Linked DNA regions of Mus musculus: region 1 is linked to region 2. The links are chromatin contacts, found by Hi-C or POLR2A ChIA-PET in ENCODE. All regions are on one chromosome and are shown on one strand. Each heading gives the region's core, a stretch centred on a gene start or an enhancer-like site at or near the end of the contact. The rest is flanking DNA. Distances are from core to core; before and after follow the strand shown.

Region 1 (2,700 bases), core at 41-2,540, 54 kb after region 2:
AAGGTGTGAGATCAAACGCCAGGAGGATCTGGCTCTCTAGTGTGGTCTTGACAGCTTACCTTTGACCTGCCCCAATGGTTACCAGGAGGGCTCCTGGCAACCCACTGATAACAAGAGGGGAAGAGTTGAATCCAATTCACAAGTCAGATGGACACAGATCATTCTATTACAGACTGTGAGAGTCCCTCCAGGCGTGTAACCACGACAAGCCTACTTCTCCATCCTCTGCATGGAGACGGATGGGTGGGAGTAAGCATACTCCAGCTCCTACCAGCAACATGCGTGTCTTGTCAAGGGCATGGAATGAACAGGACTGAAAGGCTGGGGAAAAGTAGCGTGGGTAGGCACATGTACATGAAGTGGGTGCAAAGCACTGGGCCCTCCGTTGCACATGAATACTGACCAGAGTCCATGTGCAGAGGAGGTGCCCAGCCACTTCCCACCTATGGATGTCAGCTAGCCTCTACATCTCAGCCCCCTGCCTTTGCAGTAGACTTTGTAAGAGTCTCCATGGAGACAGTGATGGGGCTTTGAATGGGCTGAGCGGCTAAGGCTCTCTCTTCTGGGGGCTGAACTAGCAACCGCCAATAAAGGGCCAACCTTCCGCCAGTAGGGGCCAAAATGGCCATGTTGCTCGTAGGCAACATCCATCCACCCAGTGGCAGGGTGGCTACATCAGACCCTTTCTACTTTGGGGTCAGGAATAATTCTAATTTCCAGCAATTCCTATGTTCACCAAAAAATTACCCAGAGTGCTTCTGCAAGTAGCACCACCCAAAGGCTTTCAGGAATGCTCTGTCTGAACCAGAGCCATAGCTCAGTGGATAAAAGTACTTGCCACGAGGGCTAGAGAGATGGCTCAGCGGTTAAGAGCACCGACTGCTCTTCCAGAGGTCCCAAATTCAATTCCCAGCAACCACATGGTGGCTCACAACCATCTGTCATGGGATCTTGTGTCTTCTTCTGGTGTGTCTGAAGACAACAACAGTGTCTCCACATACATAAAACAAATAAATAATAAATTTAAAAAAAAAAGAAAAGAAACAGCCTATGGCACTTTGTAAGACCATTTGGAATTGGAAAGGCCTCATGTACACAGAGTGCTCTGAGCATGTGCAGGTCCTGTCATGCAGCAAGTGCCCAATAAACGCTTTTAGTGTTAATTGGGTTGGGTTGTGAAAGATCTTTGTGCCCTAAGGGAAGCTGGTGGTCAGCTCCACTAAGCCCAATAGGGCGGTGGCTCCCACCATGGCGTGACAGGCTTTCAATACTCTTGGCTGTTCCCAAGGTCCCCGGCTTGAATTACAATCTTCTGCCAGCAGGCAGGGCACAGATGCTGGAAGACAGGAGACCAGAAAACTCTGCATCGTGCAGGAAATGGAAACTCTGATGGGGATTGGCTGCCTGGGGCAGAGTGGAGGGGATCCAACATGATTATAAAAAGCCAGCCTTCAGCCAGCCAGAAAGGAGCTCTCTCGCTGCAGCTCCAATCTATCAGCAGGCTCAGGCTCCGGGCAGGAACTCGGCTTTTCTTCTCTCCTCCAAGGTAAAACCAGGAGGCAGGAAGTGTGGGTGCAAAGCTGCCCCCTCCTCTGCCAAGGCGCCTGCCTGTGAGCCTGAATGCATGCGTATTAAGGAGGCAGAATCCTTGGGTTCCTTTCATGCCCTGGGCTGTGACTAATACGAAGGTAGGGCTTTCAGCAGATGGACTGTAAAGCTGTGAGAGCCACAAAATCTAGCTAAGAGTTGTCATTTCAGCTGCCTGTGCCCTTAACCCTACTTCACTCCACCTCTCTAAAATGGAAAAGGCCGGCTAACATGGCTCAGCCAGTTAGGGTGATTGCTGCGAAGCCTGACCATGAGAGTTCGATACCCAGAGCACACACGGTCGAAAGGTGTGCTACTGCTGCTAGCTGGCCTTTTACTTACATACATGTGCCTTGGCATGTGCTCCCCTTCAGACCAGTAAATAAACAAATAAACAAAGTAACCAAATAAACGCAATTTTAAGGGAGATTAAGACACCTTTCCTAAGGTCCTGTGCAATAGCAGCAATAAGTACTCTTAACCACTGAGTTTACGATCTCTCTAGCCGCCATTATTTACTAATGCTATTACTACTACTACTAGGACGACTGTTGTTATATTATTATTAATTAATTAATTAATTATTAGGTCTCACTTTGTAGTCCATGCTGACCTGGAAGTCACTAAGATGTTCCGGAATCCTCCTTCCTCGGTCTCCTAAGTGTAGAGATGACAGGCGTGAACCACCAGACCCTGCTAACAGACACCTATTACTGGGTCCATTCGACCTGAACGTGTGACCACCCGGTGGGGGCAGAACTTGTAGAAAGGATACGGATGTGGCGTGGCTCCCGAAGCAGGGTTCTAGTCTCAGTTTATCAGAACATCCCCAACCCACATCAAATCGGAAGGAGAAACAACAGGGTCTGAAGGCCGCGGGTCTTCCTTTTGGAAGGAAGGTCCGTGAGAGGCGCCACCGTGCGGCAAAAGAAGGTATCGCTGTTATACTCTCTGCCTCTTGGAGTGGATGGGGAGGCTTGCAGGTCAGAGACCCAGCTTCAGACGGGTTAGGGCCACGCGATGAGACGCTGGTGGGGGGATAGAGCTTCGTGATCCCTGCCATAGAGACTCAGGTATGTTTCTGCAGTGGGGTGGAGGGTGGGGGTCACTACA
Region 2 (2,700 bases), core at 15-2,514:
AGAGTGAGTTCCAGGATAGTCAGAGCTACAAAAAAACTGTCTCAAAAAGAAAATAAAAGCACAGTGGTAGCTTATGCTTTAAAGCTTAGGACATAACTGCAATTCAGAACTGACTCTACTTATTAACAGTATAGCTAAGCTCACAAAAAAAAAAAAAAAAAAAAAAAACAGAATAATAAACAACACAGATGGTTGTCACCATTTTTAAAGTAAAATTGCTTCTGTTGTTCTGTTTACAGGGCTCTGGGATGATTCTGAAACTCAAAAACAGCCTGTACTTGACTCTAGCTACAGAAGGGAGTTTTAAGGTAAGCAGTTACAAACTGACTTGGCCCAACCCTGCCATCTCTTACTTGGTGTGTAATTGTGGCCAAGAGTAGCTCTCAACGGAGGCAGAAGAGGACATCTTCATGCTTGAAATGGGAAAAACGTTCGCTACAAAGACAACCTAACCTAAAATGTTCCCGGTGCATTCTGTGCCATAAAGCAGCAGTCCTCCCGTCCCTTAAATGCCAGGCACTGACTGACGTCCAGGTTAATTACAGGAAACACAGTGTATTAAGTCACTCGAACGCACGCATTCTCCACTTCCCTTAATTGAAAGTTGCTGATGTCTGAGGACCCAACCGCTGAGCTGAATGTGAACCTAAAGTCGCAACCAAGTAAGCACCCCCTGATCGGAACTGAGGAAAACAAGGTGGGTGGGGAGAGGGGGACGGCGACGACAGGAAAAACTCGGCTGACCACTGCGCCAAGTCAAGACTGCTGCTCACAGTCCTGGAGATGACACACACTCCCTCCCACCATCGGGGCTGTCGGCTCTGTTGACCCCCAACACCGTGAACTCTAACCGCCTAAGACAGGGGTGTGGACCTAAAGGGCCCGAGCCTGGCCGACCCAGGGAAAGGCAGCTCGCCGCGCCCAGAGTGGAGGCTCGCGACGGCCTCAAGGTGTGGCCTGAGCTGCGACCCAGACCGGGCTCCCCGACTTGGCAGCTTCACCACCGTCTGTCCCTCAGGCCGCCCCCAGCTCCCGGCTGGGTCCCCTCGCTCACTGGCTTGGCTGATCCGCTGGATGTTGCCACTGCATGTCTGGATGATGCTGTTGAAGTCCCGGGGCTGAGGCCCCGACGGCCCGGGGTTCCGATACATGTCTAAGGGACCGTAGGACATGACAGTGAGCAGAGACCGGGTCGCGCTTCGCGGCGCTCCTACCGGAAGCTGCCACTGACCGGGCCCAGCAGCTGAGAGGAAAACCGGGAAGAGAAAGGGCGGGGAAGGGACCGCGACTGCGTGCGCACTGACCCCCCGCCCATCGCGGTGCGCATGCGCGCGCTCCGCCCCATCCTGCAGTGCGCGTGTGCGGCTGGAATTGGCGGTGGGTCGTCTCTTGAGAGTTTTCGAACTGCTGGCGGTGAGCGTTCTCGCAAGACCCGACTCCTCCAGCTGTGAAGCCAGTACAGGACCGGACTTCTTCAGCCTGTCGTCTACAGACGGCGCGCCCCGCATTCCACGACCTTCCGGCCGCCAACACGCTCATCCGCATCCTGCTGCTCCCGCATCCTGCCGCTCCCGCATCCTGCTGCTCCGCGCGGCACTGTTGTTCAGGCACCCAGCAAGTTCTTGCTTTTCCAACCCATGTCAAAATCGAGGTGAATGCATGAGCATGGAATGGGACCAGTACACGTGCAGTTGTACCCGACAGGATTCGATGGTGAAAACTGTTCAACACCTAAATTTCTAGCAAGAATAAAGTTACTACTGAAACCATCCGCCAATACGGTGTGCCCCGTGCTTACCCACTTCAAGGGATTCTGGGACATTGTTGATTAACATTTCCTTCCTTTGAGGTCAGGCTGGTATACAGGGTGAGTTCCAGGACAGCCAAGGTTACATAGAGAAACCCTGTCTCGGAAAACCCACTCACACTCCAAACAAATAAAAACCATTCCCTTCCTGCGGAATTCAGTCATGAGATATGTTGCCAGCCAGATGGCATTTGATTGACAGCCCACCAACTTACAATGTGCACCACACCTACGAAAACTGGGCACCCTTCTCCAACCTCTCCTACTACATCAGAGCCTCTCCTCCTGTAACAGATGACTGCCTGACTCCCATCCTGTGAAAGGGAAGAAGAGGGTTTCTGATTCAAAAGATTATGGGGAAAATTCTAAGAAAAAAATTCATCCTTGACCCCCAGGGCTCGAATATGATATTCACATTCTTCGGCCAGCAATTCACCCACCAGTATCTCAAGACAGACCAGAAACAAGGACATATATTCACTAGAGGGCTGGGCCATGGAGTGGACATATAAGCCATGTTTATGGTAAAACTCCAGATAGACAGCATAAACTGCTCCTTTGCTTTCTCTTTTAATTATTTATTTTTATGCTCATTGGTCTTTTGCCTGTACCTGTGAGGGTGACAGAGCCCCTGGACCTGGAGTTACAGAGAGCTGTGAGCTGCCATGTGAATGCTGGGAATTGAACCTGTGTCCTCTGGAAGAGCAGCCAGTGTTCTTAACTGCAGAGTCATTTCTCCAGCCCCAAACTATGCCTTTTCAAGGATGAAAAACTCAAGTACCAGGTAATTGATGAAGAGGTATATTCTCCCATCAGAGAGATCAGGGACACTCAGGTGGAAGCAGACTGCCACTGCAAACCCCCAAATACCTGCTTTAGGGCAGATCTTGGGT

The links. A loop is a pair of places that touch in the nucleus more often than their neighbours do. ChIA-PET counts read pairs that join two places held with the same protein, here RNA polymerase II (POLR2A).
Region 1: POLR2A ChIA-PET joins it to region 2 with 16 read pairs in embryonic stem cell. The contact joins the enhancer-like site here to the promoter of Stx12 in region 2. A Hi-C loop is called at or near these places in 1 of 37 maps with a recorded cell type or tissue (T-helper 17 cell). POLR2A ChIA-PET finds 5 or more read pairs at or near these places in 2 of 5 experiments (both embryonic stem cell).

What each region holds. Positions count from the first base shown.
Region 1 is chr4:132,937,126-132,939,825 of GRCm38, forward strand. No RefSeq gene overlaps it. Among named protein-coding and RNA genes, the nearest start is that of Fam76a, 16 kb to the left of the region's middle. Within about 2 kb of position 1,291, at least 1 of the 3 ENCODE cell types and tissues checked has a DNase peak (open chromatin) inside an H3K27ac peak, as active enhancers do.
Region 2 is chr4:132,883,194-132,885,893 of GRCm38, forward strand. Stx12 (syntaxin 12) reads right to left here and starts at 1,265. Exons shown (of 9, transcript NM_133887.4): 1 at 1,055-1,265. The coding sequence starts at 1,172. It also overlaps the pseudogene Gm13033.